Regions from separate parts of the Homo sapiens genome. Here region 2 is linked to region 1. A link is a loop called in an ENCODE intact Hi-C map of the cell type or tissue named here. Cell type or tissue: CD4-positive, alpha-beta T cell. All regions are shown on one strand. Links, peaks and the distances in the headings refer to the core of each region. The heading gives the core; the rest is flanking DNA. Region 1 has its middle 66 kb from the start of FGD2. Region 2 has its middle 14 kb from the start of PIM1.

Region 1 (5,375 bases), core at 230-5,229:
GTAAATGAGAGTGAGGTTGGTTTGGATTACTGGATCTGTCTCTGAAATTTTAGGATTATTCAAACAGGGGACATTTGGCTGGCCCTCATCTTGCAAAATTCACCCAAAGCTGATTTGTAAATAGGTAAATAGATGAGAGCGAGAGTGAGAGAGAGAGAGAAAGTGAGAGAGAGGGAGCGCACATGCACTCGTTTTTCGATTCACAGTTGGGGGTCGCGGCTGCCATGTAGTTTGTAATATTTGTGTCCACAGCAGGTTGGGACACCCTCTTCCAGTCTTGAGGTGCCTAGGAAACCTAATTAATTATGGAATAATGGAGCGCAGCTTGTGCTAATATAGAACCAGGGCCGAGGGAGTTAGGTGTCTCAGGGGATATTTATAACAAGCTGTGGCAGTCTGGTGAGTCACTGCTCTGCTCTCCAAGAGGACACACCTGCCTCCAAGAAGAGGAGGCCGCCACTCTCCAGTCAGGCCCCTCTTCCCGGGCAGGGCTGGAGACACACACACTGTTGGGCAATCCTCTCCACTTCTTTAGTCTCCCGTGGGATACCAATCATTACACTCCATCCCTCCTCCATTTCAGCAGAATTTCCCAGCAACCTCCCACTTCCCAGACTGAGGCTGTGCTGTCCACTGATGATGCTACAGACCATTTGTACCCTGGGAACATCTCATTCCAGAGAGATTTCTTCTGGGAAGGTTTCCTGCGGTCAAGCCAAGCTATGCAGCTAGGCTCTTGGGCAGCTTCCATCCAGGGCCAATTCTTCCTGGACATAGAAAGGCAAAGTCTGGAGAGGGGAAGGGGACAAGCATTTGTTGAGCCCTTTTTCTGTGCTCTTAGGCAGAACACTTGGTATCCTGTAAGCTCACTAAAGTGTCACAATAAGCTGTGTATTGGGTTCCATCATCCATGTTTAACAGATACAGAAACTGAGGCTTAGGGGAAAGCAGCTAAAAGGAATATACAGCTAGAACGTGCCAGAGTCAGGGTTCTAACCCAGGCCTGCCTAACACCATCCTAAGCTATAGGACTAGTGGTACAAGACACTTTACACACACACACTCACTTAATTCTCAAAAAATTGAGTTGAGGGCAAAGTCAAACAGAAAAGGACATATAACCTCCCAACTAATAGAGGGGAAAATTCAATAGCAAAAAGAAAAACATAAAAAACAACAACAAAAAAAAACCCTAATACCAAAAGAAAGGGAAAAAAGGAGAGAAAAACGAACATAGGACAGATGAAATCAATAGCAAGCACAGAGTAGATTTAATTCCATATATATCTGTAATTACATTAAATATAAATGGACTAAATGCTCCTATTAAAATATAAAGATTGTCAGAATGGATAAAGAACAAATCCCAACTCTGGGGTTTACAAGAGATACACCCAAAGCATAAGGGTACAGGAAGGTTGAGGGGAGAGCCGAAGAGTGAATCAGGGGTTTTTGAGGCTGCAGGACACACTCTGTCTTCCAGATCTCAGCCCTCTGACTTGTCCCTTTCTTGCCTTGGCCTCAGTCATCCTCAGTGACTTCTGGCCTAGCAGTGTTGTTCAATGGAGGGCACTCAGGCACTGGCCTTAGATGAATCAACCATGTGACCCTGGACTTTCTTGGGCAACCTGAGCCTTCATGTCCTCCTCTGTAAAATAGAACAAGGATTCATACCTCACAGGGCTGCTGTAAGAATTAGAGACCAGAAAAAAAAAAAAAAAGAACATGTTCATGGCATCTGGCACACAAAATTTGAATTATGTTAATTTTTTGCTATAATACATTATAATTTTACATGTGCCTATGTAGTAGATAAGGCCCTATGGGCTGCCCCTGACAGTCTGATAGAACATGAGAGCCTTTTTCATGTGTGTTTTTGGTGAGGGCCGTGTGTATGTGAGGTGCATCCACTCTTCCTCCCAGGCTCAGAAATTCAAGTAGGGCCGGGGGATGGGGTAACTCTAGGATGCCCTCTTCCTGTTTGTTTGCAAGCCTGACAAATCTGTTGCTCTCTGTCTTTGATTAGGTCATACTCCTGTTCAGACCCTAGCCTTGGTGACTTCCTACTGTTCGTGTGGCAGGGTCCCTCCTGTCTCAAAGGCCTCTGATGGCCTGCCTGCCTGCCTGCCTGCCTTCCTTCCTTCCTTCCTTCCTTCCTTCCTTCCTTCCTTCCTTCCCTTTTTTTTCAGACTGAGTTTCGCTCTTATTGCCCAGGCTGGAGTACAATGGCGTGATCTTGGTCACTGCAACCTCTGACTCCTGGCTTTAAGCGATTCTCCTGCCTCAGCCTCCCGAGTAGCTGGGATTACAGGCATGTGCCACCACGCCTGGCTAATTTTATATTTTTAGTAGAGATGGGGTTTGTCCATATTGGTCAGGCTGGTCTCGAACTCCCGACCTCAGGTGATCTGCCCGCCTTGGCCTCCCAAAGTGCTGGGATTACAGGCGTGAGCCACCGCACCTGGCCTGCTGATGGCATGCTTTCTGCCCCCTCCTTCTACATGTGGACTTGCCCCTGCAGGCAAACCACTCAGCCCTTCCTGCATCCCCTGCTAAGCTTGGTGGGATCTCCTTACCATCCCCATCGAAGGCTGCCCCTCCTCCTTTGTCATTCAGCTTCACACTCCCTGATCTGCAATTCTAAAAACCAAAAGCTCTAAAAAAGCAGACTTCTTTTCCCCCCTACAAGTTTGATATAAACTCATTTGGCCACAAACCTGACCTGACCTGGTGTGAGGTTATTTAAAAATCTTTACGTTGTCTCTCACTGCTCAGGCATTTTCCTGCAGAAATTTGCTGTGTTTAATTAAGGGCACTGCCCAGACCCTGCTGGAGTGTTATGTAGTGTCAGCACATGCATCGGGTGAACTTTCTGAAACCGCAAAGCTCTGGCCCCAGGGCTTTGGGTGAGGGTGTGAGCCTGCCACTGTGACAGCCTGAGGGCCCTTCCTGTGCTGTGCCTTCTGTACTTATCTCCCCTCCTATTCACAGCTCTGCAAGGTGGGCATCAGCCACTCCATTGCACCAATGAGGACACTGAATCCCAAGGAATCCAGCTGGGAAAGTGGCTGAGCCAAGTCCTTCTGAGTGCTCAGCCTCCTGCACTTTCTCTTTTTTTATATCAAGCTCCTCTCCTTCCCTCAAGGGCCAGCCCTCTGCTCCCACACCCTTCTCTATCCTGTTGATGCTCCTGGGACTTTCATGTATTAGAATGCCCAATTTCATTCATTTAACATTATTTATTGCGGGCTTCTCACACTCCAATGTGCACATAAACGTCTTACAGTAATGATCCTAATTCACCTGCTCTGGGTCTGACATTCTGCCTCCCTAATAAGCTTCCAGGTCCTGTTGGACCCCACTTTGGGGAATAAGGGGTAAGGGAACAGGTAAGCATACAGAGTTTTTGTTTTGTTTTTGTTTTTGTTTTTGTTTTTTTGAGACGGAGTCTCTCTCTGTCGCCCAGGCTGTTGTACAGTGGCGCAACCTCCACTCACTGCAACCTCCGCCTCCCAGGTTCAAGCGATTCTCCTGCCCCAGCCTCCCGAGTAGCTGGGATTGCAGGTGAGTGCCTCCACACCCGGCTAATTTTTGCATTTTTAGTAGAGACAGGGTTTCACCATATTGGTCAGGCTGGTCTTGAACTTCTGACCTCGTGATCCACCCACCTCGGCCTCCCAAAGTGCTGGGATTACAGGCGTGAGTCACCGTGCCCGGCCTTGTTTTTGTTTTGAGTCAGGGTCTCACTCTGTTGCCCAGGCTGGAGGGGAGTGGTGCGGTCATGGCTCAGTGCAGCCTTGACCTCCCAGGCTCAAGTGATCCTCCCACCTCAGCTTCCTGAGAAGCTGGGACTACAGGCACGTGCCATCATGGCTGGCTAGTTGTTATATTTTTTTGTAGAGACGGGGTCTCACTATGTTGCCTAGGGTAGTCTCAAACTCCTGGCCTCCAACAATCCTCCCACCCCAGCCTCCCAAAGTGCTGGGATTACAGATGTGAACCACCACACCCTGATAGCATACAGAATTGAATAATAAACACAACTCAGTGGTGGCAGAGCCAGGATTTGAACCCAGCAAGCCTGGCTTCAAAATCTGTGCTGTTAACTACTATGCAGCACACAAGTTGGAAGGTTGGACCCTGTCCGTGGAGTGTGGTGAAGCAATCACTGCAAGCACAGCTGGCGATGCCAGAGCACTGAGGGGAAGGCTGGGCTCCTTTTGACAACACAGTTAATTTTCTTTTTTTCTTTTTTCTTTTTGACATGGAGCCTTGCTCTGTCACCTGGGCTGGAGTGCAGTGGTGCCATCTCAGCTCAGTGCAACCTCCGCTTCCCAGGTTCAAGCGATTCTTGTGCCTCGGCCTCCCAAGTAGCTGGGATTACAGGCACGTGCCACTACACCCAGCTAATTTTTGTATTTTTAGTAGAGACAAGGTTTCACCATGTTGGCCAGGCTGGTCTTGAAATCCTGAACTCAGGTAATCCACCCACCTCGGCCTCCCAAAGTGCTGGGATTACAGGTGTGAGCCACCATGCCTGGCCTCAGCTTGCAGTTTCTCATAGCTGTTCCTAAGCACGCTTCCAGTGAACTGTGGACTAAGAAACCAACTCACCAAGCTCCTTAGAATTACATATAAAGTAAAGGTTTATAGGTACAGAGAGAGGGAACAGCAGTTTCTTGAAGACTCGGATGCTTCAGCTTTTATGCATGGAATTTATAAGGTTCAGTTTGGTTGCTCGTTTACATATCTTTGCTAATTTCCTGGTTCATGGCTATGTTTTTGAGAGTTGAGGGGGCTGGATAAGCATCCTTTCTCTCTGTGATTTTCAAACTGGAATGTGATCAGACTCCTAGGGGAGCTCTTCGAATCTGCAGAGAATCCTAATCCATACTCGGAGGGTGGGATTTGGACCTCTACATTTTGCGAAACTGCATTTGGAACCATCAGCACTTATTGAGCACCTACCGTATGCTCACAAGTGCTGGACACTATGGACAGAAAACCTATGCAGCCATCATGCATTATGTTACTACCAAGCCCTCATGCATTACCACATTTGAGTTGCAGTAGACAAGTTGAAACACATGAAGCAACTAAGGCCAGTTCACCTTCAAACAGAGAAGGCTAGCGGCAGTGGTAGCACAGCACAGTGAAGGCCTCTTCTGGGAGGAAAGGGAGACCACTCAGTGTGATGAAAACAGCCTGGACATGAGGTCAGCAAACCTGGTTCTGAGTTTCTCCTCTCTAATCTACCTGCCAATGGACTCATATCCTCTCTGAACATCAGTTTCTTCATCTATTACATGAGGATAAGGTGTTCTCCCTCCCACGTTTGTTGTGATGAGAGAATGCCTGGGAAAGCACCATGTAAA
Region 2 (5,375 bases), core at 212-5,211, 84 kb before region 1:
AGGAGATTGAGACCATCCTGGCTAACACAGTGAAACCCCGTCTCAACTAAAAAGACAAAAAATTAGCCGGGCGTGGTGGCGGGCGCCTGTAGTCCCAGCTACTGGGGAGGCTGAGGCAGGAGAATGGCGTGAGCCTGGGAGGCAGAGCTTGCAGTAAGCCGAGATCGCGCCACTGCACTCCAGCCTGAGCCACAGAGCGAGACTCCGTCTCAAAAAAATAAAAAATAAAAAAATAGGCAGGGTGCAGTGGCTCATGCCTGTAATCCCAGCACTTTGGGAGGCCGAGGCGGGCGGATCACGAGGTCAGGAGATCGAGACCATCCTGGCTAACACAGTGAAACCCCGTCTCAACTAAAAGGACAAAAAATTAGCCGGGCGTGGTGGCGGGCGCCTGTAGTCCCAGCTACTGGGGAGGCTGAGGCAGGAGAATGGCGTGAGCCCGGGAGGCAGAGCTTGCAGTGAGCAGAGATTGCACCACTGCACTCCAGCCTGGGGCTCCCTCCGTCTCAAAAAAATAAAATAAATAAAAAATATATAGAGAGATTTCAAAGAAAATTTTTACCTCTTTCAGAAAAGTGCTTCTATAAATTAAGATTGCCAGATTCCTAAGTCAAAGACCTAGAGAAATAGATATAGTCTAATTTGTAGAGATAATATATAATATTAACTGAGCAATTACTATGTGCTAAGAACTATTCTAACTAATCACTTTATGGGGCATATATATGGCACATACACATTTGTACATGTTATTTATATCTGTATGACACTTTTTTTCTTTAGTTATCTTATTATTTTACCCAAGAAGGTAAATAACTTGCCCAAGGTCTACAGATCAGACAGACACAAGCCCTAATTGGGGGACAATGTATGGGGTAGCTCTTTGTGTGTTAGAGTTCACACTCAGAGCATGGAGGGCTCTGAGCCAGATTAAATACAATCAGGATGTAAGGTAATGAATGGAAAGACAATAGAGTTCATGGATAATTTCCTTCAATATGTGTGCAAAAGAAATGAATGGTGATTGGAACAATGTTAAAAGTTGACCATGTAGGTGAGTAGTGTCAAAGAAGAATGGCTGCTAAAAATGAGAGCTTTTAGTGGCCAGGCATATGGGGTAAGGGTTAGCCTTAGCTTAAAGGGAAACTACAATCTTTATAGCAGTAAGATAAGAATCTTTTTTTTTTTTTCTTGAGTTGGAGTCTCAATCTGTCGCCCAGGCTGGAGTGCAGTGGCGCAATCTTGGCTCACTGCAACCTCCACCTCCCGGGTTTAAGCTATTCTCCTGCCTCAGCCTCCTGAGTAGCTGGCATTACAGGCACCTGCCACCACGCCCAGCTAATTTTTGTATTTTTAGTAGAGATGGGGTTTCACCATGTTGGTCAGGCTGGTCTCTAACTCCTGACCTCGTGATCCGCCCGCCTCGACCTCCCAAGGTGTTGGGATTATAGGCGTGAGCCACTTCACCTGGCCCATAAGAATCTTTTGTATCTTGCAGTGATACTGACTGATTTGGTCAATTAATTAATAAACCTTTACTGAACAGCTACTATGTTTAAAGTACTGTGCTAAATACATGGAGTTATATACAGAGGCAAAAGATATGGTCCTAATTCCTGCTTAAGGAATCACATATAGGCCAGGCATAGTGGCTCACACTTGTAATCCCGGCACTTTGGGAGGCCGAGGCAGGAGGAATGCTGAACCCAGGAGTTTGAGACCAGCCTGGGCAAGAGTGAGACCCTGTATCTACCTAAAATTTGTGTGTGGAGTTGGTGTGTGGGTATGTGTGTTGTTTTTTTGAGACAGTCTCACTCTGTCGCCCAGGCTGGAGTGCAGTGGCACAACCTCGGCTCATTGCAGTCTCAACCTCTCGGGCACGAGTGATCCTCTCACCTCAGCCTTCCAAGTAGCTGGGACTACAGGCACATGCCACAATGACCAGCTAATTTTTGTATTTTTTGTAGAGACAGAGTTTTGCCATGTGGCCCAGGCTGGTCTCAAATTCCTGAGCTCAAGTGATCCACCAGCCTCAGCTTCCCAAAGTACTACGATTACAGGCCTGAACCAACACATCCAGCCCCCAAAATTTTTTAAAAATTAGCAAGGCGTAGTGGCATGCGACTGTGGTCCCAGCCTCTCAGGAGGCTGAGGTGGGAGGATTGCTTGAGGTTGCAGTGAGCTATGATCACACCACTGCACTCCAGCCTGGGCAACAGAGTGAGAACCTGTCTCAAAAACATTTTTAAATATAATTTGAGATGGGGGTCTTGTTCTGTTGCCCAGGCTAGTCTCAAAATCCTGGCATCAAGCAATCCTCCCACCTTGGCCTCCCAAAGTGCTAGAACTACAGGTGCAAACCACCTTGACTGTCCTAATCTCTATTTTACAGATGACCAAAACCAAATCTCAGAGACAGGAAGTAATTTGCCAAAGTTCTCATAGCATTTGCAGAACAAGGATAGTGAACTCAGACTTTATTGTTACCCTAGGTTCTTATAGAGATATAATTAGTAACGAAAGGTAGTATTTACCAAGTGGCAAATTAATGGCATAGGCAATGCATATTTTTTGCTGTAATATGTTTACAAGTTCAAGGTCTAAATGCTAACTAGAACTTTTCCTGGGGAATTTTCAGGTGCAGAGGGACTTTCCCAGTTGTCTCCTCAACTGCTTTAGCATGAAAACAGAAAATGGTCTCGTCTCTGTGCACCTGTGCCACCTCAATCATACACATCACACGTGCTCTTGATATGTCTAGTTCGGTAGTTCTGAAAGTGTGTGGTCTTCGGACCAGCAGCACCTGGAAACTTGTCAGAAATGCAAATTATCGGGCCCACTGCCTGCCCACTGAATCAGAAACTCCGGGGGTGGAGCCCAGCGATCTGTGTTTTGATAAGCACTCCAGGCGACTCCAGTGTACCTTGGGGTTTCAGAACCCATGGTCTGTCTCATGGCTCTCCAGAGAGTCTGTGAACTCCTGGAAGGCAGAGCCTGTGTCCTTGCAGTTTTTGTTTCCCTAGCATCAAGACTTGAACACAGTGGATATTAATAAATATTTCTAAAACTGAACCACAGGAGTGAATATGGCTCGGCAGAAAACCAACATCCCATTATCCTACTCTTTTCATATGATGATTAATACTTTTAGGTTTACTTTATGTAACGGATTGAATTGTGTCCCCCAAAATTCATGTAAAAGTCCTAACTCCCTAGTACCTCAGAAAATATAACTGTATTTGGAGATAGGGCCTTTAAGAAGTAATTAGGGTAAAATGAGGTCATATGTGTAGACCCTAATGCAATATGACTGGTATCCTTATAAGAAGAGGAGATGAGGCTGGGTGTGGTGGATTATGCCTGTAATCCCAGCACTTTGGGAGGCCAAGACGGGCGGATCACGTGAGGACAGGGGTTCGAGACCAGCCTGGCCAACATGGTAAAAGCCCATCTTTACTAAAAATACAAAAAAATTAGCTGGATGTTGTGGTGGGCACCTATAATCCCAGCTACTTGGGAGGCTGAGGCAGGAGAATCACTTGAACCCAGGAGGCAGAGGTTGCAGTGAGCCGAGATCACACCACTACACTCCAGCCTGGGCGACAGAGCAAGACTCTGTCTAAAAAAAAAAAAAAAAAAAAAAAAAAATTGCTTGAGGCCAGGAGTTCAAGACCATCCTGGGGAACATAGTGAGACCCCGGTCTCTACCAAAAAATAGATATTTTTTAAAATAACCAGGCATGGTGGTATGCACCTGTAGTCCCAGCTACTCAGGAGGCTGAAGTGGGAGGATTGCTTGAGCCTAGGAGTTCGAGAGTGTAGTGAGTCATGATTGTACCACCGCACTCCAGCCTGGGATAGAGTAAGACCCTGTCTCCAACAACAATAACAAAGGGGAAAAAAAAAAAAAAGAAAATACAGGGAGGAGAAGACAGCCATCTGCAGTCAAATGCTCTACCCCTGAGAAGACACCTGTCTACAAGCCCAGGAGAGTGGCTTCAAAAGAAACTGACCCTACAGACATCAGGACCTTGGACTTCTAATCTCCAGAATTGGATCAAAATTTAATTTCTGTTGTTTAAGGCATCCAGATTGTGTAGTCCTTTGTTATGACAGCTCTAGCAGACTAATACACTTTATGAAAAATTTTACACCAGGCACAGTGGCTCACACCTGTAATCCCAGCACTTTGGGAGGCCAAGACAGGTAGATCGCTTGAGCCCAGGAGTTCAAGGCCAGCCTGGGCAACATGGTAAAACCCTGTCTCTATAAAAAAATACAAAAATTAGCCAGGCTGATGGCACATACCTATAGTCCTAGCTACTCTGGAAGCTGAGAAGGGAGGATCACTTGAGCCCAGGAGGTGGAATTTGCAGGGAGCTGAGATTGTGCCACTGTACTCCAGCATGGACAACAGAGCAAGATTCTCTGTTTTTCACTTTTTTTTTTTTTAAGACAGATTCTCAGTCTGTCGCCCAAGCTGGGGTGCGGTGGCATGCGATCACAGCTCACTGCAGCCTCCACCTCCCCAGGCTCAAGTGATCCTCCTGCCTCAGCCTTCCAAGTAGCAGGGGCTCCAGGCATGTGCCACCATGCCTGGCTAATTTTTGTATTTTTTGTAGAGATGGGGTTTCACCATGTTTCCAAGGCTGATCTCAAACTCCTAAGTTCAAGTGACCGCCTGCCTCAGGCTCCCAAAGTGCTGGGGTTACAAGCATGAGTAACTGTGCCTGGCTAAGACTCTGTCAAAAAAAAAAAAAAAAGAAAGAAAGCGAGAGAGGAAGAAAAAAGAAAGAAAGAAAAAGAGAGAAAGAAAGAAAAGGAAGGAAAGAGAAGGAAGGAAGGAAAGATGAAGGAAGGAAGGAAGGAGTGAGCCAGGCGCGGTGGCTCATGCCTGTAATCCCAGCACTTTCGGAGGCTGAGGTGGATGGATCATGAGGCCAGGAGTTCGAGACCAGCCTGGTCAACATGGTGAAACCCCGTCTCTACTAAAAATAAAAAAAATTAGCTGGATGTGGTGGCGGGCACCTGTAATCCCAGCTATGTGGGAGGCCGAAGCAGGAGAATCGCTTGAACCTGGGAGGCAGAGGTTGCAGTGAACCAAGATCACGCCGTTGTACTCCAGCCTGGGCAACAAGAGCAAAACTCCATCTCAAGAAAAAAGAAAGATTTTACAAAAATACTGACTCTGAAATCCAATAACTCCCATCCAAGCCCAGCCTATGACAAGAAAATCTTATTTTTGGGTGAGTGTTAATAGTCTTTAGATATTAGCTATTAAAGTGTTCAAGAAATTACTCTCTTTTGTTTTTTTTTTTGAGACAGAGTTTCACTCTTGTTGCTCAGGCTGGGTGCAATGGTGCAATTTCAGTTCA

What was found. Hi-C counts contacts between places; a loop is a spot of excess contacts. Peaks named below come from ENCODE experiments on the same cell type or tissue, not always from the same donor. Only the 100,000 strongest peaks of a DNase experiment are listed, where the experiment ranks them.
Region 2: a loop joins it to region 1, with 1.9 times the contacts of the local background. A loop is called at or near these places in 3 of 110 quality-filtered maps.

Annotation. Positions count from the first base shown.
Region 1 is chr6:37,069,416-37,074,790 of GRCh38, reverse strand. No RefSeq gene overlaps it. Among named protein-coding and RNA genes, the nearest start is that of FGD2, 66 kb to the right of the region's middle. RefSeq lists silencers at 1,864-2,158, 2,404-2,698, 2,927-2,996, 3,651-3,700, 3,751-3,800. In CD4-positive, alpha-beta T cell, for the core only: no CTCF peak of the experiment used is centred there; no DNase peak of the experiment used is centred there.
Region 2 is chr6:37,153,031-37,158,405 of GRCh38, reverse strand. No RefSeq gene overlaps it. Among named protein-coding and RNA genes, the nearest start is that of PIM1, 14 kb to the left of the region's middle. In CD4-positive, alpha-beta T cell, for the core only: no CTCF peak of the experiment used is centred there; a DNase peak (open chromatin) is centred at 2,735; H3K27ac peaks cover 727 bases.